2 separate regions of the Mus musculus genome follow, and region 1 is linked to region 2. A link is a loop called in an ENCODE intact Hi-C map of the cell type or tissue named here. Cell type or tissue: left cerebral cortex. All regions are shown on one strand. Links, peaks and the distances in the headings refer to the core of each region. The heading gives the core; the rest is flanking DNA.

Region 1 (11,873 bases), core at 1,444-9,443, 53 kb before region 2:
GCTCCTCACTGCGATAGCAGCTTACCAGAGTTTTCAGAGTTTGCAAAAGGATTAATATAGGAGGCCTCTGTGCTTATTGCATCATGGGAAAGGTTCCTGGAAGCCATCAGTTCATCAGCAGGCCCCAGCAGGCTTCCTTTAGCATGCCTAGGGCCCCCATGGCAGCAGCCCCCAGTGTTTCTCTCTCTTTGGGTCTTATCTCCATGTTTCTGCACTCTCGGTCCTCACACCTCTGGCCCTGGAAGCAGAGAAATGTAAACCAAGAAAGGAAGTTTAAAAGAATCATCCATACCAGATGCAGAAACCAAGGATGAGCAAGGGGATTCAATTTTCTAGCATATCAAGTTAATAAACTAAGCAGAAACCACAGGGAACCTACCCAGGCCAGTGATCCTGTGGAGACACAGACGTGTTGAGTAAGCTCCATCCTGTGGGAACACACTGAGGAGTTCTTTAGGAAGGGGCTGGGCAATTGGGCAAGGTCATAAGTAAGTGGTGTCAGCCATTCGTCTTAGATTTGATCTCCACAACCCTGTGGTCAAAGCGTTGGTGGGTCCGAATTTAGAAACTGGAAAACTAATGGTCCAGAAGTGACCTGTTCAGGGCTTCATGGATGTAAAAGGCAGAACAGGACTCTATGTCAACTGTGTGCAGCATATGCTGATGGGGTGCCTGCCCTGTGTGCCCTTGGTATCGGAGAGATGGAGAAGCATAAAGCAGGTTTGTTCAGGTTGGCTGTGGGGAGAGTTCCTTAATTACATGAGGATAATGGGTACCCATTGTTAGGGAGATTTAGCTCAGTTTGTAAAGTGTTTGTCATACAAACATGAGGTCCTCAATTTGAGTCCCACAACCCATATAATAAAAAGCTAGACTTAGAAGCACTTGTGTCCCCTTATACTTATAATTCTGGCACTGAGGAAGCTGAGACAGGTAGATGCCTACAGCTTTCTGGGCAACCATCATAGTTCCAGGGATAACCTCTCCCTCTGTGGTTGGCTTTTCACCACTGTAACAAGCATCTAAGGCTAATAACCTAAAAAAAGGAACGGCCAGGTCTGTCTCATGGTCCATGGTCTCCTGGTTTCACTGTTTCTGTGCTTTGGTAAGAATGGAACATCAAGGTATTGGAGCATGGCAGAGCAACACTGCTAACCCTTTAGGGCCAGAAAGCAGGAAAAGAAGAGCTTGGAATTAAAGTCTGGGTCTCTTACCCACCTCAGTGACCCATTCCTCCACATAGCTCCTGTCTCCCAATAATGCCCTTAGTATTACGAATCCACCAAGGAGTTAATCCAGTAGTTATCTCAGAGCCCTCATGATCCATTCACTTCCCAAAAGCCCACCAGTTGACAGTCAAGCCCCCAGGATGAGTCTTTTGGAGACCACGGCATAATCAAACCAGGATAATTTCTCCTTCTCCCAGACCCGCAGTTGCTTAGAACTGAGCAGAATGGGAATTCCTAGAGTTCCTGGAACCAGCTGGATTTGAAGTAGCTTAGTACTGGATAACCAGGTGCCAGAGGCCCGGTCACATCCTCAGGAAGGACTCTCATACAGAATCGGAGTTGGGAATTTGGGTGGGGCTGCAGCAGTTGAGGAAGGAAGTGATCTTGTGAACTATAGGAGAATAAATCACTTGAATCCGTACCAAGAACTCAAGACTTCTTCCCAACCAGAAATGGGCATGGTCTGAACATGCATCCGTAGCCTGTATCTTCTGTTTTTTTTTGGCTTGTGCCTTGTGAAGAATTTCTAAATCTATTCCAATTCAAAACAAGTGTCCAAGCGGGTCATGACAAGACACACCAGGAACCTCAGCACTCTGGAGACTAAGGCAGGAGGATCTCAAGTTCAAGGCTAAATTTGCCCTATTGAGAAAGTTCAAGGCCAACGTGGGATACTGCAAGACAGTAGGAGCCAATCTCAAAATATCAGCATGAAAATACTGTCCAGAGTTCTTTTCCCATCAGGATCCCTGACCCCTAACTTTAATAAATAAGATAAATGGATTGTGGCCACCCTTTATGGGAATAGCAATGCTCATAATAGAGCCCAGCAATTCCTGAGCATCTCCATCATTCTACAAGCCAAATACTTCCTAATGGTCATTTTATAGATGGAAAGTGGTAAGGAGCCCTGGGGATCTAACTCAGTGGAAGAACAATTGGATACCATGCATGAGGCCCTGTGTTTGATTCCTATGACTGCAAACACACACACACATGCACATGCACACAGACACATACACATACACACACAAAGAGAGAGAGAGACCACAGTAATTTGCTCAAGGTCCAACAGTCAAATGGGAGGAGCCAGCATGTGAACCCAGAGACAGTTTCCAAGACTGTGTGTGTTATCTTACATTGGACCCTTCACTCTACTTCCATGCCCCAAAGCTCCTCTCACTGACTGTCACTCCACCACAGGGTATGATTTTGCTGCGGTCCTCGAATGGTTTGCTGAGCGGGTGGACCGAATTATCCTACTCTTCGACGCCCACAAGCTGGACATCTCCGATGAGTTCTCAGAAGTCATCAAGGCTCTCAAGAACCATGAGGACAAGATGCGCGTAGTGTTGAACAAAGCTGACCAGATCGAGACCCAGCAGCTGATGCGAGTATACGGAGCCCTCATGTGGTCCCTGGGGAAGATCGTGAACACCCCCGAGGTGATCCGGGTCTACATTGGCTCCTTCTGGTCCCACCCACTCCTCATTCCCGACAACCGGAAGCTCTTTGAAGCTGAAGAGCAAGACTTGTTCAGAGACATTCAGAGTCTACCCCGTAATGCTGCTCTTCGAAAGCTCAACGATCTCATCAAGAGAGCCCGGCTGGCCAAGGTAAGGCTGCCGCCAAGTAAGTACACCGTGAACAGGTTCGAAAGTAGAGCTCAATTGCCAGAACTGAGGTCCTTTCGGTAGGAGAGTGTGGGTGGTTATGGTTGCTGGCTCTGAATTAGATGGCCAGGTTGGAGCTTGGCTCCATGTCCACCTCAGTGATTCCTGGGAGGGCTAAGGTTTGATAGTTTCTGTGTTGTTTTCTACATTCACAAAATGAATGGGCTGGTGGAAGAGGAAGAGGAACAGAACATGAAAACCCTCGTCACCGTGCCAGACACCTTAGTGTTCAGAAGCTGCCACTGTCGGTGTCTACGACAGCAGTGCTCTCACCCCCTCCGCTGTGACCTTCCCTCTCCATAGTCTCACCGTACTAGCACGTGACTGTGAGGAACGAAAGAAGTAGTTTCAGAAGCAGGGTCAGGAGGAAGGGCTGGAAGGGCCAGTTCAGGCTCCTCCTGAGGTTGTCCTCTTCCTCTTTGTCAGGTCCACGCCTACATCATCAGCTCCTTGAAGAAGGAGATGCCCTCAGTGTTTGGGAAGGACACCAAAAAGAAAGAACTGGTGAACAACCTGGCTGAGATCTATGGCCGGATTGAGCGAGAACACCAGATCTCCCCTGGAGACTTCCCCAACCTGAAGAGGATGCAGGTAATGAGGGTCAGGGTCCCTACGGTTGGGAGACGGCATCTTACTAGCTGGCTGCCAGAAAATGAAGGAGCTCACAGAGCTCCTGGGAGAAGCCAGAGTCATAAGTCACAATCACTCACAGCAAATGCCATAGCAAAGGCTGGAGAGAAACAGCCCAGTTGTCCCCAAAGGCACAGAGCTGTGTTTGATGACACTGAAGACCTTACCTAGTGAAGGCCACATGTTCAACATATCCCAGAATTCCCTGGGAACAGCCTGTGGCCCACAGCATGTTTTTGGGTATGTTGCAAGCCCTTGAACCTAAGGCTACCACTTGGGATTGTGTGTTTGGGGGCGGGGGATGTGGTCTTCTCCAAAGTCATTCTCAGAGAGAGCATTTTCACCTGCCTTTTGTCAGCTGAGGTCCTTAGTATTTTTGCAGCAAAGCATTCACATAAGCATCACATAGAAAAGCCCGGAACCCAAGCAAGAAGCCGCCATGCCATTAGAAGCTAGATACATGCAGAGCTTTCCTGGCATCCATAAACAGGGCCTTCAACGGTTCTTGTACACAACTGCTGAGAACCCAGTGAAATATCTTTCCTGCAAGGCCCTTAACCTAGAGTCTTGCTCTGCTCCCCACAGAATCCTCTTTGGCCCAGCCATTGAGAGGAGGCAAGAAGCTTCCTGCCAGCACTTGCCTCTGAATTGTAGCTGTAAATAGCCTTTAAATCTTCGTCAGTGCCCATCCATGTTTAGTGGCCTTCTTCCCCACATAATGAGATTGCTGTGGCCAGACCAGGGCAGCAGTGGGCATCTATGGTCTTCTAGAACAGTTGTTCTCAACCTGTGGGTCACGACCCCTTTGCAATTTCACAGAGGTTGCCCAAGGCCATTAGAAAACAGGTATTTACCTTATGATTCATAACAGTAGCAAAATTATAGTTTTGAATAGAAACAAAAATAATTTTATGATGGGGGGATCAGCACAACATGAGGAAATGTATTAAAGGTTCATTAGGAAGGTTGAGAACCACTGTTCTAGAAGCAAGGAGAGTTGGATGTTCTAGGTTGAGGGTCTTTTGAGACTGCAAAGATTTTCAAACTAGAGCATCTTTCTTTTTTGATGTAGGTGGGTGGACATGTGAAGGCAAAAGAGACAGCTTTCATATAGTCTACATACATGCCTGTGCCTAGGTCAGTCTTTTGATATCCAGGAAATTCCTGGTTGAGAACTATAAGGTTAGGAACGACCTTTGGCTTTTGTTACGGTTTTAGTTGCCTTGGTTTCCCACCCCGGTCACTCTGGCCCTCTCACTAACTGTGACTAGTGTATGACTTCCCAACCTCTAAGAGCACCAAGAACAGTAGTTAGGGAGCAAGACTCCATCCCAGAGGACTACTGCCTTCAAGGTTCACCAATTAACAGCCAAAACTAACTTTGGAAGAAACGTCTGAGTTCCAGTTTGTAACAATATTTAAAGAGATGACAATAAACAAAACCAACACTAGTTTTCTTTGTTCCCCAGCTCCAGCTCTTATTCTGTTCCTTCATAAAAGACCTATCCTTAGCCCATCAGGTCCTTGCTCCCGTCCCCTCACACAGCCCGTTGCTTTCACTAGAAAGATAATTGGGCAAGGATTCTATCGTTAATAGGAGGCACCTTCCGTGATATGAGCATCTCCTTCCACTGTATTCTACTTCATCCTTTTCCTTTCTCTTCTCAGGACCAGCTGCAGGCCCAGGACTTCAGCAAATTCCAGCCACTGAAGAGCAAGCTGCTGGAAGTGGTTGATGATATGCTGGCTCATGACATTGCCCAGCTCATGGTGCTGGTGCGCCAGGAAGAGACCCAACGGCCTGTCCAGATGGTGAAGGGCGGAGCATTTGAGGGAACCTTACAAGGCCCCTTCGGGCACGGCTATGGAGAGGGAGCTGGGGAGGGCATCGATGATGCCGAGTGGGTGGTGGCGCGGGACAAGCCTATGTATGATGAGATCTTCTACACCTTATCCCCAGTGGATGGCAAGATCACAGGTGCCAACGCCAAGAAGGAGATGGTGCGCTCCAAGTTGCCCAACAGCGTGCTGGGCAAGATCTGGAAGCTAGCCGACATTGACAAGGATGGCATGTTGGATGACGAGGAGTTTGCCCTGGCCAACCACCTTATCAAAGTCAAGCTAGAGGGGCATGAGCTGCCCAGTGAGCTACCTGCCCACCTCCTCCCTCCATCTAAGAGGAAAGTATCAGAATGAGAGAGCCAGGTAACCTCAGACAGACAGTATCAAAAGAGAGGATAGACATGTAGACCACACACACACACACACACACACACACACACACACACACACACAACTTGACAGTCACACTATAAATGAGAAGGGTTCACCTTTGTCTGAGCACCTCTCCAAGTTCCCAGGGTTGGTAGAAGGGCAGCTTTCCCTCCTCTGTCTTAGGATATAGGCCTGTGTCCAAACATTCCCTCCATCTTCCATTCCCCCACAGACATGAGGCAGTTAACACAGATGGCCCACCCACTCTACCCCCAGTGCCTCCACATCTAGGCTCCGAGCAGATGGAAAAGGCTTTTTCATGGAATAGAAAATTTGCTTTATTTTCTATGCTTTTATTTTTTTTCCCTCTGGGGCTTCCTAAGTAGAAATTGACTCAGGGCCTGGGAGCTGTGAGGGAAAGGAGAAGCTGAAAGAGGAGGACCAATCTGAGAAACCTCCATAGGGCACTGCACCCCACACTTGAAAAGACACTGGCCTATGTTCTCTGTGTTTTTCTCAACCCAAGACTCTCTGTCTTCCTCAGTAAACATGGACCTTGAATTCTGCCTGCCACTTTGGGTCAAAGACTCACAAACAGGAAAAGAAAAAAGAAAAATTTGGTAGGAAAGCACAAGGAAGATACCCTGTGGTCTTCTTCAACAGGACATTGGATTGGTGGTTCATGGGTTTGTCCCCCACCCCCAGCGTGGTATCTCTGGATACTCAGTTTCTTTATACATACCAAGCCATTCCTGTGTGGCAAGAGCAGGGTTAGGCACTTTCTATGTATTAGTCCCTGTGGCCTTCATGAATGCCCTAGGCAAGTTTGCTTCCCTCCTGTTACTGCATTTTTCAGGTGAAGAGCCAAAGACTCAGAGTAGTTTAGGGTACCTTCCCAAACTCCGGGAAGTCCCAAGAAGAGAAGATTCAAATCCAGAACTTGAGACACCCCTCTGTCCCAGTTCTGTGATGGATGAAAGATCCCAGTGTTGCTACGTGGTGACAAAGCACAGGACAGTCTGAACACACAGCCCCTCACACAGCCTTCCAAAGCATCCAGGCAAGGGAGGGAGGGAGGTTCACCAGCCTTTGATGGGCCAACAATCTGACCATCTGTCACCTTGTAGAAGCAAACTGTGCCTTCTGGCCTGCGCCTCGTGTTCACAACATCACAGAAGACCAGCCAAGCCATCAGGAGAGTGGGCTGGACTGCTAGATGTTGTCTGTGCCTATTCCTGCTCAGCCTCCCGTTCATTAGCCTAAAGCATCCCAGCTCAAATTCAGCCCCAGGCTTTTACAAAGCAGGACTTCATGCTAATTCACAGAAGGCCATCTTGAAAGGACTGGGACCTTGTTCTCTAGAGTTCCAAGGACTCTGGTGTCCTTGGCAAAATTTCCATCATTCTCAGTGCCCTCTATCTCCTCTGTGGTCTCCCCCTGGCTTGCCCTATGCCCACTGTTGCAGTAGCTCTCTGCTACACTCCTACTGTGATGGAAAACAAAGCAAGTATAACTTATTTTGTATCTATGTTCAGACTATATCGACTGTTCTGTGTATCTTCAATGTGCTTATAACTGCAGTGTGTTTGTCATTAGGATTCATGTTAATACAACATATTTACCCTTTGGTACTCTTTTGGTGACTGAGCATCATTGCATAGCACTAGATTCTAACATGGCATGCCTAGTTACATGGCAACTTTGGAAGACAGTGGCTCATCTACTCAAAGGTCATGAACGCACCACCTTCTACTGGACTGGTGATCTTATCTAGCTTACATGAAGCTACAATGGCCACTGTTTGCTGCTCTTCTGGAGTGGAGATGTTCACTTCATCAAACTTAGATTTCTCTTGAGTCGATAGTAAAGGAAGACTAAGACAGAGAGGTCTGAATTCAGAAAACGCCACCAAAGTAACCCAGCAGAGAACCCATTCCCCTATACCTTATGTTGAGCCAGAGGTAAAATAAAATAGTAGATCAAGTCTGCTTTAGCTCATAAGAAAGGGAGATATGTGTGTGCCTCATGCCACAGTGTATGATGATCATGCCACATGTCCACCCTTCTCTATCTCCTTGTCTCCCCACCTTGTCTTCAAGACCACCCAGAAGGATCTAGAAGGTATAAGAATTCCACATTTATTCTCCTGCTATCTGGAAGGATGAGGTTATGCTTGGGTCTCCTCTCGTGTGTGTGTGTGTGTGTGTGTGTGTGTGTGTGTGTGTGTGTGTGTGTGTGTGTTTGTGTGTGTGTGTTTGGGGGCTGGGGGGGTGAAAGCTGTGATTTATTCTAGTGTGGGTAGTACTACTCTGGCTCCAGCTGTCATGGCTTGCTGACCCCTTGCAGGACCTGAGGACTTGCAGTGATCCCCTGCCTCAACCAAGGAGACCTCTCACATGGTAAGCCAAGACACATGGTGCCCATTGCATTTACAAAATCCTCTACTGTTCCTTTCTCCCACATGATCAGCCTTGACCATGAAGATTGTCAATGAAGTAGAAACATCCCAGAACCCTGACCCAGTGAAGCTTACTTCTTTACCAAAGAGTTAAATCCTGACCAAAATATATTGATGTACACATGCATCTAGGTGAACTGCTCACCACAGCAGGGTGCGGCCATCTGTTTGCAGACTCATGTTTCTCTGAGTCATCCTCACTCCCATTTGGCTCCCTCTGTTCTAAGAACTAGGATGTGAGAATTTGTCCATCAAGATCCCTCTGGAGGAGAATAAGCTTGTTCATTCTCCCTGTGGGATGCCAACTGACCTCTGCACACATTCAAACTATTCTGTAATCTGACCATCCATGTGCCATCTTTCACTTAAGAGATCTTAAGCATTTCCCACAGAAAGACTCTTAGGGAAACCATGGAGATTTGCTCTTTGAACCGTTCAGAAATACTTAATAAAGTCTACTCTAGTTTTAGATTAATCAAACCAGCTTCCTAGCATATCAGGAAGCTCACATCCTGGTGGAGGAGTGAGGTATTTATAAAACACTGATAAGACAAAGAGGGAGTGCTGGGGGCAGATACAGGTAACATAAGGACTCAAAGGAGTTAGAAGTGCCTTCAAGGCAGAATGAAAGTAGAAGTCACAGAAAACATCCAGAGAGGGTGGACACCTGAGGAGTATAGGGAATTGGGCAACCGCATTGGTCCCTGGACTTACCCAGGGGCACGTGTATCATTGAAAAGAGAAACTACAATTCCCAGGTTTCCTTGCGGTCAGGTTCAGGAGATGATTTTAGGTCCTGCTCATGCAGTAATCTAATGGAATCCAGGAGCACTGTCCTTCCTTGGAAATGATTACCAAGAAAGCAGAAAAAACTCCAGAGCCAGCCTCTTGAGCCTCTCCTTCCCTCCTAAATGCAAGAATGATAGACAGAATTTTTATACAAACTTAGATGCTGTTTCCAGCCCAGCAAATCATACCAGACTTAGAAAGACTGCAAAGCATGATTAGAATTTTGCCTTTGGGAACTGTGTTAGCATTTTTTTTCCCATAAGACAATGTAAGTGAAAAATTTTTCAGTATCTTCAGCACATGGAAGAAAACATGGCCATGGAGGAGTGTGAGCCATCCCAGCGGAGCAACAAGGGTGCACCCTCCTAATCGAACATCACCCTTCCCCTTTAAAGGTTGGTGGGCTGTGTGAGGGCTTTGGCTAGTGAGATGAGAATGTGAGCAGGCTGTCCCTGACTTAGAGAAGCAAGTGTGCATGTTACATCACTGTGTCCTTGTAACTTGTCACTAATGCCTGTTGAACAGGATCCATTGTAAATCTACAACTTCTCCCATCTTACACACACATACACACACACACACACAAACTATACTTACAGTATGAAACTGGTAGAGTATAAGTGTTGAAAACTGGACACTTGTCTGCTAAGAGCTACACAGGAACAAACACATAAGTTGAAAAATAAGAAAAACTAAAATTCCAAGGCTTCCTTGCAGCCAGATTCCAGAAATGGTCTTCAGTCCTACATACCAGTTATACTTATGAGAAATTGCTTAAATAGATCACTGGAGGTGAACCTTGTATCCATAACATTGACTTTCTGGCTTTGCAGATTCATAACCATGATGAAGTGAGCTGGAGGTTTTTGTAAGGTTAAATGGCCTAGTGGCCAACATGCTAGTAGAAATGAAAAAACATGGAAGCTCACCAACCACTTTATGTTTGCCTACCTAACCCTGGGAGACCTTGTAGGCAGTGTGGGTGGGATGATGATGATGATGATGATGATAATGATGATGATGATGATGGTGATGATGATGTATCTGTGTGTATGTGTGTGTGTATCTGTGTGTCTTTGTATGTGTGTGTCTGTGTACATAGTACATATGTGTCTATGTATATGTCTGTCTGTGTATGTTTGTGAGTGTGTATGTGTGTGTGTGTGTGTGTGTGTGTGTGTGAGAGAGAGAGAGAGAGAGAGAGAGAGAGAGAGAGAGAGAGAGAGAGAGAGATTGGATCAACGGAGGATACTCTGAAGTGGTACTTCTCAGATAAGTCAGAATGGCCAAGCTTTCCAAAGAGAATGGCACAGGAATTTTCAAAGCAGTAATCCTTCTCAGAGGATTGGGAGGATGGTTCAATGGCTAAAGTGCTTGCTACACAACCATGACGACCTAAGTTTGGATCCCAAAACCCATGTAAAAAATGAGAGTGCAGTAGTGTGCACCCATGACCCAGTGGTGGGAGGCTAAGGGACAAACAAGTAGCTCACTAGCCCATCAATCTAGCTAACTGGTAAATTCTAGGTTCAGTGAGAGAATTTGTCTCAGATGAGGCAGAGAGGAACTAAGGAAAGCACCTGATGTTGGCCTCTGGCTTCCACACACACATGTGCACCCTCACACACACACACACACATAGACACACACACACAACGTGAACACATAATAGTTCTTTCCTAAGAATTGACTGAGATTGAGTAAACTTAGGATACTCAATACTGTAAAATAAGACTTGTTAGAAACAGAGGTTTTATTTATTTCCCTTAGGATTCATGAGACACCAGGCCCCTTCCCCTAAGCTAGAAAGTATCAATGAAGCTCCATGGTAACAGCCACAACTGGAAGATGAATCATAAACATAGCTGCATAGGAGGAGGTTGGAGAAAGCAGGTGTTGGGATATCAGGTGACCTAAGTTTCAGCAGTGGACCAGCCATGTGGCCCTCTGTGCCTCCATTCATTGTTCCTTTAAGAAGAGGTTACGTAGGCCTTTCGAAGCCATCATGAGGATGCAGAAAGCTCACCACTAATATCAACTCTCTACATGGGTTAGTTTTATTGGCATTTACTAGAAGGGACAGGCATCAGAGAACAGAAAATAATTCTGTCTATGGCAAAGAAGAAAGCCAGCCAACCCCAAGAAAGGCGTGGAGGGGGAACAAGAGTTGGGGAGAGGATGGACCGTTGTGTCCAGGTATTGATACCTGAAAAGTGTTTAAGAACCTGTACACTACATGGGTAGCACCTGTGTCCTCTTGATCCCACTGTCACTCAGGAAAACACAGCCACTATGATCTGGTACTGACTGGGCTGTGGACATTGCATGGGTTGGCAGGAGTAGTGGCTTCAGTGCAGACCACTTGAGAACTTCGGAGGTCACAGCAGAGCCTCCAATGCTGAGATCAGGGCTCCAATGGCAAGCCTCTGCCTTCATAAAAGCACCTAGGTTTCTGTTTTCATGTCTGTTTTGAAGACGTTTCTACAACCTTGCTTAACACAATAAGCTGTAAAGCCAGTCATAATGGCACACACCTCACCAATGAACAAATAACCAAACCTGTTGGCCTCATGAGAATGCTAGTAAAGTCTGACTTTGGTCTAAGTGTCCTTATTCATAAGGACACTCCCTTTCCTTACCCCCTTCTACTGCCCATGGTATCCCAGCATGCACCAGTCCTCCACCATCTGGACCTCTTGTCCCTGACTAGGTCAGTAACCCAGGCCTGTTTTCCATGTCTGCTCCATTCCCGAGTGAAAGGTATTGCCATGAGCCTGCTGGCTGACTTGGGTAACCAGGAGACTGCAGGTGACTCCTTAAGGACAGTAATTGCTGCCATGACTCTGGACCCTTAAGAGCCAGGGGTAAAAGGCCTCTGTC
Region 2 (11,873 bases), core at 1,227-9,226:
TTTCTTTGTGCTCCAGGGATTTATTTCTTGTCCCCTGCTCCTTTCCCAAAGAGCCATTCCTCATGCCTCAGCAGGTGTACTCCACCCATTCATAGCAGGCAGGTCAAAGGCTTCTCGGAGACATGTGGGCCCTAGTCCTCTGGATCTGGGCAAGTAGATTTACACAGTGTCACCAAAGTGGCTTTGCAAACGTTATTAAGGTGACTGGCCTTGAGCCTCTTGGGTCCAGTCACATGAGCACAGAACTTTGTCTCTCTGGGGTCAAGAAAGATTCAGCAGAAGTGGTCAGGGAAGCATAATTGAGGCTGTCTCCCATTGTTAGAGGGGCACAGGCAAAGCATGAGGATTCTGAAGGCTCCTAGCAGAAGACTGGCTTCCAGGCAGCTAGGACAAGGGTAGTAAAAGACATGCCCACAGTGACACACCTACTCCAACGAGGCCACACCTCCCTAGACCAAGCATATACAAACCATCACAGGAGGCCAACATCTATATAGCAAACTGGGCATGCCTTGCACATCTGAAACCTCAACTCCAAGTAGTATGTGGGGAACAGGAGGGATCACTGGGACTTGCTGGCTTCCAGCCTAGCTGTAAAAACACGAGCTCCAGATTCTGGGGGAGATGGCTGTCTCAACGGAAAAGATGCAGAGTGATGGAGTTGCATCCAATAGCCTTGTCATAGTAAGTGGTCCTGTATCATTGAAGCTATGCCAATGGGCTCCCCTGCCCTCATATTGCAGCTCGAATGTTGGTATTTGTTCCACCGCATCCTTCAGCCACATGCCCTGCCAGAGGCCCAAAGCAATAGCACTGCCCAGTCACAGACTTGAACCTCCGTAACTGTTAATTAGATAAACTGCCTCAGGTATTTTATCATAGTAACCTGAAGTTAATTGAAACGTGGAATATCATTTAGCATCGTTACAAAGGCTACTTTCATAAACATCCTGACTCCTCCAACCACAGGTGAGTATTTCTTCCTGGGACTTTTCCTGTCACTCAGCTCCAGAGAGTGTCCAGCCATTGCTGTAGTCTACCCGAGCTTACTATTGTTTCTGCGTAGGACATCACTCTCTTCCTGGGTTCTGTGATACTGGCTCGTCTTCATTTTCCTTTCAGAACACCACAGAATAGCTAGTGTACAGTTAGTGCTAAATTTTTGCTGGGAGGATGGCTCACTGCCTGGATGGATGGTTATTGTTTAATAAAATGAGTCGCTATGACAGTTAGAAACGGGAATGCGAACCTGAGGCTATTGCAGATGTGAGAAAGAATAGCTAACGTGATGGATACTGACATGATAGAATAGAAAGAAAAGGAAAAAAAAAGAACAGGAAGAAAAAAGAAAACTTCTGACTGTTCGAAAGGAGTCTAAAGGTGCTTGGAATTTTAGCACATATGTACCTGGTCCTAAGATGTAAATTTACAAATAAGACAAATATGGCTGCAAGTCGGAATAAAGGGTTATGGCACCAGATGGGCAAGGCTGATGGGCTCCTTGTCCAATCTCATTTGTTCTACTCAGCTGTGGGGAGCCGAGAGGCCGTCTTCCTCCCAGGGAAAGTCACCGGAACTGAGACACACGATCATCTTTCACTATCATGTATGACACGTGATCGTCCACCACTGTGTCCTATATGTCAGTGTGTAATGATAGAAGCTGGCCACACCTGGTCCGGGGCCCCGCAGTTATCCATGCTTGCCTGTTCCCCATCGCTCCACACCCCCTGATGCTCAATAGTATGTCTTTGGCAACTCTGAGAATTCTGCTGCCTACAAAGTAAGTTTGGCAGGTGGTGGTGGAGGTGACTGCTCTGGAGGTGGAACCCAAGGCCTTATGCATGCTAGGCATGTGCTCCACCATTGAGCTGTATCCCAGCTCTCCTGCCTTGGCCCCACCCCCACCCCTCCACCCCCACCCCCATCCCCATCCCTGACCTCATTCACTCCTCACAACAGCCAGGCAAGCCTGATGAGCTCATGGTACTATTTTACATGTGAATGGACTGAGATTTAGGTGAGCAAAATAAACTTGCCAGAGAAAAGGGAGCAGAAGGACAAGGGCTTGGGCAGGCTGTGGGTGTTTGTTTCTGACACCGGAGAGCTACCAGAGCTACCAGAGTCTCCTGTGTCACTGTGCCAGCCTATCCTGGGTGGAAAGCAAGAGAAAGAAGTGTCCACAGGGATGTACCCACCTAGGAGGGCAACTGAAAATATGCTACCTAGTCGGAACACAGGAACACACACACACACACACACACACACACACACACACACACACACACGCTGGTTCAACAACACTTAGTGATAATTCATGCATTAGGACCATTAGCCAAACAGGGAACCCAAGCACAGGCCACTCAGATTGTCCAAGAGACACTCCAGGACCCCAGACTGAAGGAGGAATATGTCAGAACGAAAACAATCCCAAGATGAGAACCCTTGGTCTTGCTCCTGTTCACGGAGCCCCCAGGCGAGGAAGGACTGCTACTTTTCCTCCATACTGAAAGGGAGATGGGAAGGGGAGAGGTCAAGCCATAAAAGAGTACCCAGTACATTCCCTGTGGCCACACTGGAGCCTGTGGCCTCGTACAGTGCTAGCTCCTTTTCCCATTGGGGTGACACTAAACCCTCCAGATGATCATCCTGAGTGGCCCCACCCTACCTGGTCTACTGGTCCCCTTGCTGTGCCAAACTGCAGGAGTGCTCCTGACCCTGGCCTTGTGCCTCTCACCGTCCTGAGGCCTCAAGTTGACTTGACCACACCTGCCCAAGTGGATCTCCAAATGCTCTTCACGAGTCTCCCTCCTTTTCTCCCTGGTTGGAAAGATCCCCCACCACCAGCGTCCCCACACACATAGACGTACATACACACCTACGAATGCTCTCCTCTCTTTGTCAAGGGCAATATACAGCCTTCTGGCTTCAAAGAAACCTCTGCAGAGCCTCTCAAATGTAATACTCGAGTGCTGTATCCCTTTCACGTCGACAATACGCTACAGGAGGCAAAACCAGTTCTCCACCACGCCCTCACACAGTTCCTCATGTGACAAGTTGGCACCTTGCTTTCGGAATGAGATAGTGTTCTTGCACTTAATGCTTTCCTCTCCACTTGCAAAGTAAGGAAGAGTTAGAATCTTGTTCCCAGAGCCCGGGCGTAGAGGCACAGCAATCAAACATTCCCGTTTATCACGGTGCTCAGCTTGGTCCTTCATCTCCTCTCCAAGCAGGGAAAACCAGGTTCTGGTCACCTCCCAGCTCTTAGAGTGAAGGCTACAGAAGAGAAGGCCCACCTAATTAGCAGACTCGTGGTTTTGTTGGAAAAGCAGGAACTCGGAGTTGAGAGGCTGTATCGTAAGCCTGGCTCTGCCATTAAATGGCTTTGGAGATCTAGACCCAGCTGGCTACCTCCACCCCCGCCCCCACTCCCACCTTGTGAACTCATATTCTATGGTCTCCATGTTCCTTCCAGCTTTAGGATGCTGAGTTAGTTGGTCTGGGGGATTGTAAGCAAGGCCTTGGAAGTTCAAGGGCAGAGATGACGTCAGAATCCCTTTGGGCAGAGGCTGTCACTTCCACTAGTGTCAATGGCTGCTTTGTTTCAGGTGACAGGAGAGTCATAGAGTCTGTCTTCCAACTTAGGGACATGCCCTTCTCTACCTCAGGATAGAGGAAAAAAACAAAAGCACAGCTTCCTGGGTCTGGGGCCATGAGGGCAATCTCAGGCCTCAGCCATTCAAGGAAGCTGCAAGATCCAAAACAGGCAGTGCTGGTCTTCCAAGTGCTCTGTCAGCTAAAGATAAAAATATCACGGGCTCGGGGATGTTCCCAGGCATAAATCAATCAGCCCGGACTATTTCTGTTCTTATCTTTTGCCCAGGGTTCCTCCTGAAGACCTCCATCCCGCCCTCTCCTCGCTGCACCCCAGCCACCTTACCCAGAGTGGGATGAGCATTCAAGGCTTCCCTTACCTCAAGTCACTCACTATCTTATCCACGCCAATATGGGAGTCCTTACCCCACGTGCAAGTGAGCAGGCAGGCATTCTGATGCCTTAGCTCCCATTATCCTGCACATCAGGGACCCTGGGCTTTTCTGATAATCAGATTGATCCCCTCCATGGTATGTCAGGTCTGTCAGCCTTTTAGGCAGAAGAGCTACCCCTGGTTCTGGTGGGCTTCTAGAAGGAAGCAGTCTTGACTAAGACCCCTCACTACTGGCACGGTGAGAGTAAGGCTTGTCACTCGTGTGCTTACAGGGATTAGAGTACCTGCCCCTTAGGGCCACTTGGAGGATTAAATGAGGCTCTGTAGATAAAGCATTAAATTTGGCACATGGCATGTTGCAGATGTTCAAAAAAAAAAAAACAAGAATTGCCTTCCCCTGCTAGCCTTCCATCTGGCTGTCACCCTCCCACGACTGACCCGTGTCTTGAAAAAGCTCCTTTGAGAAGATTTTTGTCAGCTTGTCAGGTTCAAACCCAGCTCCCGGGGAAGCCCGTGAGGATATCTGATCCACTCCCGGATCCTAAGTCAGTGTCCTAGTAATAACCACAGATGCCACACTGCCGGGCCATCTGGAGAAGCCTGCCTTATCCTCGGGCTTCTACCGCCCTCTAGAGGCTGTAGTGTCACATTGCTGTCAACGCTGGTTAGCCCTGGGAGAGACTGAGGGACCTCACTCCACAGACTTGAGGCACCATGTGGATTAAGGTAAGACAGAAGGAAAGGCAAGATATCTGAGGAAGTCAACACCTCAGAGTAGCATGGAGAGTTCTAGTCCACAAATTTCTGCGTGAGTTCCCCTGAACAGGGTTCCTGCGTCAACCTCAGCACACAAGGGAATTCCAGTCATTCACTGTTCACTCAGTAGAACCTCATTAACGAAGGGTACATCTCACAACCTTGCGGAAAATCATCTGAACCAGGTCTGTATAGCTCAGTGTAAATACCAGCTCGGTGTTTAAAGCATTGCCAACCTCTGCCATGTTGTAAGAACAGCATATCTAGACTACATTGAAAGGTGTTTGTAGGCGGGAGGTTGCTCCATTATAAAGTGCTTATGTTCACAAAGCCCCAGGTTTCATGCCAACATCCCATAAGTGGGACAAGGTGGCAGATGCCTGCAATCCTAGCAATTGGCAGGGGGACTGTAAGTTGAAGGTTATGTTCAGCTATATAATAAGTTTGAAGCTAGCCTGGGATCTTATCCCAAAAAGATAAGGGGGAGGGAAGGAGGAAAAAGAGAATGTGGCATGTGCATGCATGCATGCATGTGCACGTGCGCTCGTGCGTGTGTGTGCGTGTGTGTGTGTGTGTGTGTGTGTGTGTGTGTGCGCGTGTGCATGTGTATACACATGCACAAGCTCACTCATTTTAGAAATAATGACTAGCTATGGAAGATGCTAGCATTTGATGGGAGAACCTCTAAGCATCTCTCATATGGCAAACAGCTAACGGACACATTTATTAGGACATCAGACATGACCGTCTGCATCTGCATCGTTTCTGCCTGTGCTCCTCCCGTGGCCAGACATGAAGACTGTGTCTGGCAGGCTGGGGGCTTGAAAGGAAGCCGCTGACCCCATTACCTCGTCCATTCAGTACTGTGCTGTGCTGGAATCTCCTGCCTGGGCAGTGGGGGGGACGGGGGGGGGGGCTTATCTTTCCTGTTCTCTTTACCAACTGCGAGCAAATGGAAGAATCTACGCAGGGTTCATTCGGCCCAGACATTGCATAAGAGCAAAGGGGGCCAAGTCTTTGATCGCTGCAGCTCCCTTACGTAACAGGAGTTTTCGGGTCATGTATTTATAGACTTAGAGCAGGGGGAGATCCTAGTGATTATTGTGGTCTAAGTCTTTCATTTCCCAATAAAATGCATCAGAGGAAGAGAAGGCATTTGAACGGCACACATGTGAAGTCGAACTCGGGCTTTCCCCTCTGACTGATATTGACCTCAGTATCACAGTTTCTAGGAGAAAATTATTCTCAGGGAAGTCCTTAAACAGAATCTTATGTATACATAAATGGGAGGAGAGAAGAGACCCAGCGCGCTGTAGGCACTCAATGATTAGATTGGTTGGAGTTTTGCACCAGAGAATAATCTAACCTTAGTAGCTCAACAGACCTGGAATTAACCCCACATTCATTATCATGTTTTATTGTCTTCTATGATGTAAAGGCAGTTGGAGGTTTTAATCCCCCCCCCCCACACACACACACACACTATTCCACTGAAGACTATGAGTGTGCAGCTGCGGTTACAACACGGCCCTTGGTGGCTTGGCAGATATAAGCTCTCTGAAGAAAGCATGCAGATCTAGAGAAACGTTGGTTTCAGCGTCAGGAGGTGTGTGAGAATCTTAGTTACACAGGCCATGTGGCGAGTAGGGACATAATGCAAACCCTTGCTAACCTCATTTCAAATATGTGATCAAAAATGGACTCAGAATTACCCAGAATTACTCAAAACTGCCACTTGGGCCAGCAGCTCCCCGTTTGCTTATTGGTTTGTTTGCAACTCATGATTTGGATCACAATTGTCCATTTTCTTGAAAATGCCATCCTGCTGAGTCCCCATGGGATGTGTGGAAATCTGGATACTACGGTATGCACTTGACATTCCGAGGAATCAGGGCTGTAGTATAAAACCATACTGGGGAGCCTCCTTTTCAGATCCTCACGGACCAGGATTTACAGTTTTCTGGTGTTCCAGTGGCACACTAGGAAGAAATGAAAGAATTGTCATTGCCATGTTTCTTCTATGGTGTCCCTCCCACTCTATCACAGAGACACCACAACCAACACCATGCCAAGACCAAACCCCATTTTATAGTCTCAGCTAAGGACGACACCCCAGCACAGGACCCCTTAAGTTCCTAGTCCTTCCTTTATTTTTACTGAGCATGTCTGATGTAGCAGCCAGTCTGGTGGTCTCTTTATGCACGGCACTTGCTGTCCTTAGGAAGCACAACTGTCATGTGGAATCAGATGTTCACATGAGCCCACAGAGGAGCTTTGTAATCACCGGAGCGCTGCTACAGAGAAGAGAGTCTTTGATCTAGGTTGGAGGCATCCGTGGGCCTCTTTAAATGATTGAGTTTTGCATCCCATTCCTTGCAAAAAGCCTACTTCGCCACCTGCCCATAGGTACCACTCTTGTTAAAGATACAGGGCTCGGGTAACCAGGAGCAATGGTAACGTGTTGGGTTCTGGGTCCTGGGAATAAAGTAGCATAGCGTAAGACGTGCTCTCCAGTTCTCACCTCCGAGCTAAAGCTATCAGCAGGCACGATAATGGCCTGCCTGGGAATCTACCTGTCTCCTTCACTCTTAGAATAGAGGTCTGGGTGTCAGATTTTCCTGCCATGAGGACTCTCCTGTCCACACCTCATGCCTGTCATATTGGGGGCAACAAGTACTCACTTTACCTATAAACCTACAGGCTGTGAAATGTCAAAATCCACCCATCTGCCAATCCAACAGGGGCTTTGAGTATAATCAGAGCTCTCTGTGCATAGCTACTGTATCATACAATGTAGGCTAGGCTAGCGCTGAGATCCTGTGGGGGGGAAAGTGCTCCTAGCAAGTTCTCCTTTCACCTGGCATCGCCCATCTAAAGTAAAACCAAGGGGCTTCCCAAAGGGAAGGGTCCTGAAGACCATAGAATTCCTCTACTGAAGTTCTCAACCTATAGGTCATGGCCCCTTAGGAGGCTGCATATCAGATATCCTGCATATCAGATATCCTGCATATCAGATTATCCTGCACATCAGATTATCCTGCATATCAGATATCCTGCATATCAGATATCCTGCATATCAGATATCCTGCATATCAGATTATCCTGCACATCAGATTATCCTGCATATCAGATATCCTGCATATCAGATATCCTGCACATCAGATATCCTGCACATCAGATATCCTGCACATCAGATATCCTGCACATCAGATATTTACTTTACAGTCATTAACAGTAGCAAGATTACTGCTACTGTTCTGCTACTACGCGCCTCTCCAGGGTGGAAGTCAGTCACCACATAGTGTGGCCGTCTGCCCCCCCCCAAAAAAAAAAAACCCTGCAAAGTCCTTGAGCGTACCTATCTACGTGCCCCCGTATCAGGAGGGCAAATGGTAATGTTGAAAGAAACATCATTAACCAATCATATTATTTCCTTTCCCTTCCCTCTCCACAGCCCTCACACGGTGTTTTTAACAGGGGAGTCACCCAGGTGATAGTGATTAGCAGCAAAGACTGGGTGTTCTGCAGATCTTCCCGTTACCTGAAGCCAGCTGGAAAATGGTAACATTCCCAGGTCTCAAAGGTCTGTACGCACCTCATCCCTCCCACCGAGAAAGAAGTCCATGTACAAGCGGCAATTTCAAAGGGGGGGGTCACTATTCTCTTGCAAGTTCAACTCAGTGTCACACATGGCTCAGGGAAAGCGATCCTTGACCCCAAGGCCAGCGGGGTAAAACAGAGGCTGAGAGTTCTCCCCGCTGCAGCACCTTCCCCTCAAGTCTGCCAGCTGGCCCCTATCCATCCCAGGGTGGGGTGGGAATTTGTCCAAGTATCCTACCAGGGTGGTGAACTGATCCACACAAGCGTTTCGGATCTTCTCCGGAGTGGCGGGGCTGTCTAGCTGGAAGAGCTGTTTGGCGTTACTGTCTCCGTGCTGAGCTCGAGCTGCGCGGATGGCATCTTTGATGGCAAAGAAGATCGAAGAAGCCAGGAAAAGAGGTGGCTCGCCGACAGCCTGAAAGGACAGAATATAGAACAGAGAATCAACCAGACTTTAACATCATCACACTGACCCAGGAGGCCAGGCCATGAGCCCTGCACTGAGATACCAAGTGATGTCCGGGAACAACTGCACCCAGCTCTGATGCAACCACAGCGAACTGTCGAGCGCGCTCAACTAGTCAGGAAGAACGACGCTGCTACAGGATCCTTCTGCACACATTTATTCAGTCCTGTTTCTTCTTTCTCCATATATCTCCCTTGTTTATATCTCCCCTGTTTATATCTCCCCTGTTTTTATATCTCCCTTGTTTATATATCTCCCCCGAACCCTGGGCCTCTCACTCCTTTTATACTCTCTCTCATCCACGCACTGCAGGCCATGCCCCCTCGCCAGTCACGAGGCTTCAGCTAATCAGGGCAGCAGGGGCAAATCTCCACCAAATTGGATTCATCTGTATCCTGGTACACCTGCGCAGCACTCAAGATGTTTGTGTCTTATATGAGGAAGTCAGGTGCAAGTCATATGACTTAGCTGCAGTCCCTGGCGCCTTTGGGACTGCCGCCACACCCGCTCCCCACAATTCCCCCTTTTTTCTTTTTTGGCAGAGAGAATGTCTGTAGATAGCCCCCCGCAGCCATGCCCCTTACCCGTCCTTGGGTGACAAACAGCATTGGTTTGATCCCTGTCTTAGGTTGGTGACATGCCCAGGGAGTCTTATCACTGACTACCTCTCTATCATGCCAAGCCACACCTGGGGAGATTGTGTTTTGCTTGCGGCAGGTGCATCAAAAGGCCAGGATGTTAATTAACCTATGGCCAGATCTTAATTGCTGCAAGCAAGCCTCATGGGTGAAGGTAGAGGTCTGATCCCCAGTGTGCAAGCATAGGGGCCCTACACAAAACCATCCCTTAGGCTCATCACCCAGAGAGGTCTTGGCCAGCTCCCGTGTCGTTTTTCCTGGGGGAAGGGAACTAGGACACTGAACCTTCATGCAATCAGACGTGCCTTCCACAGGATGCCAACAGCAAGCTATCCTCTGTGCAGTGCTTAGCCTCGCACCCCACGGCATAACGCAGCATAATTTCTTTTAGAGCGGCAAACCGAATCTGAGGAGATTGTCCCGCCTCCACTGCAGCAAAAGCCTATGCTACCATAGCGAAAGTGCGGACCGCACACTCTGCACCTAACACATGTGCCAAACACAAAACACACACACACTATAACAAGCATACATCCCAGGGCTCTCATCCCCGCTCATCTTCCCTGAAGCAAGGGATAGATAGCCAGAGGGGCTATCTCTTTAAGGGGAATTCAGGGATCAAAAAGGCATGGGAAAATTTAAACGTCATGTCGAGCTGGTATCGGCTTCTGGAATACCGAAAGGATCTCTCATCTCGGCTCCATCCTTTGTGCTTGTGGGATCATCCACCACATCCACAGGGGCAACTGGATCAGGAGCCTCATTCTTGCAGCGTCTCATCAATCTCTCCGGCACCCAAAGAGGTTCTGTCTGGTCCTGTGGAAACACACAAACAGACCCTCTCGCCCACATCAACACCTGATCTACTCGATCCCCAGGGGGGATGGACACAATACCTCGTGGTGATGAGACCATAACCTCAATCACCTGTGTGTCCATCTGGGGAGTCAATATGAGAGTCAAGTTTTCATTAGCTTCCCCCCTGTTGGGCAATGATTTCTGTGCCCTTATGGCAATCTGATTTACCTGCTTAAACACCTGCACTGGATATCCTGACTGTTGTTGTGCAAATCGACCTTGATCAAGCAGCATATCTCTATCCCATGCAAATTCAGCTTGATCAGTGAAAATAGGACATCCCAGCAAGGAGAATCTATCCTCTTTCCAGACCTCCGGACAGAAGGTCTGCCCATAGATGGCTGACGAGGAGGCATAGGGAGGGGGAGCAAAAGCTAATTCGCCTTCCTCCTCTGCCTCAACTCTTTTATTTTGTCCTTTCTGTCCACCTGATAACACTGTGTCTCCTTTCTTTTTCCTTTTTCTTTTTAAGCCCTTTTCCTCTTCCGACATACTTTCTTGTTGCTCTGTAAGGATTTTCTGACCTGTCTTGACTGCCTCTACACACAGTTTCAAACAGTAACAGAGTCCATATATCAGAACAAGCAAGACCAAAACTATCAGACCTACCCACAAAGGGTCAACGGGAGAAAAAAGCATAACTACACAGCGAGGATCTATTGATCACTACACTGAGGTTATCATAGTTCCTTAACTTGTCCCCAAACCGGGAACCTTAACTTGTCCCAAAGCCAGGAACCTTTCGTTACCTTGTGCCTGCTTCCTGGCAACTTAATGCTTACCTCTATTTTATCCAAGGTCCTTCCCAAACTCCTGGGTTACTTTGTGCCTACTTCCTGGCAACTTTATGCTCACCTCTATTTTATCCGAGGTCCTTCCCAAACTCCTGGGGTCACAAGTTTCACTCACCGTGAACTTACCCTGCCGGCAACCACTGACTGCTGAAAGTTCTGAACTCGGTGGGGGAGTCGGTTCCCCGTACGGGCCACCAATTGTCACGCCCGCTCTCGACCAGCAAGAACGACGCGACCACCAGTCCTTCTAACAGCAGTTTATTCAGTCTTCATCTTTCTTCTTTCTCTTCATCAGTACCTTTCCCCAGCTGAAGAGTTCTGAATCCACGCCGGATCCTTCTCAACAGTCTGTTTTACGGGAACCTTTATTAACCCCTTCTTCCCCGTTATGCAGTTCTGAATCCTCCCTGTAGCAGGGGGTCTTCACTCATGCCTGAAGATGTTTCTTTTCCCGGGTTTTCTCGTCCCAGGTCTTCTCGTCCCGGGTTTCGGCACCAACTGTCGCGCGCGCTCAACAGGCCAGGAAGAACGACGCTGCTACAGGATCCTTCTGCACACATTTATTCAGTCCTGTTTCTTCTTTCTCCATATATCTCCCTTGTTTATATCTCCCCTGTTTATATCTCCCCTGTTTTTATATCTCCCTTGTTTATATATCTCCCCCGAACCCTGGGCCTCTCACTCCTTTTATACTCTCTCTCATCCACGCACTGCAGGCCATGCCCCCTCGCCAGTCACGAGGCTTCAGCTAATCAGGGCAGCAGGGGCAAATC

Evidence for each region. Peaks named below come from ENCODE experiments on the same cell type or tissue, not always from the same donor. Only the 100,000 strongest peaks of a DNase experiment are listed, where the experiment ranks them.
Region 1: a loop joins it to region 2, with 4 times the contacts of the local background. A loop is called at or near these places in 2 of 42 quality-filtered maps.

The regions. Positions count from the first base shown.
Region 1 is chr17:73,824,718-73,836,590 of GRCm38, forward strand. It overlaps Ehd3 (EH-domain containing 3), which reads left to right. Exons shown (of 6, transcript NM_020578.3): 4 at 2,433-2,845; 5 at 3,329-3,493; 6 at 5,201-7,376. The coding sequence ends at 5,728. Among named protein-coding and RNA genes, the nearest start is that of Ehd3, 26 kb to the left of the region's middle. In left cerebral cortex, for the core only: no CTCF peak of the experiment used is centred there; DNase peaks (open chromatin) are centred at 5,422, 6,033, 6,487, 6,909 and 1 more place; H3K27ac peaks cover 3,133 bases.
Region 2 is chr17:73,877,761-73,889,633 of GRCm38, forward strand. It overlaps Xdh (xanthine dehydrogenase), which reads right to left. Exons shown (of 36, transcript NM_011723.3): 35 at 8,583-8,759; 36 at 6,135-6,723. The coding sequence ends at 6,673. Among named protein-coding and RNA genes, the nearest start is that of Xdh, 66 kb to the right of the region's middle. In left cerebral cortex, for the core only: a CTCF peak has its summit at 4,625 (motif pointing left); DNase peaks (open chromatin) are centred at 3,740, 4,041, 4,600, 5,787 and 1 more place.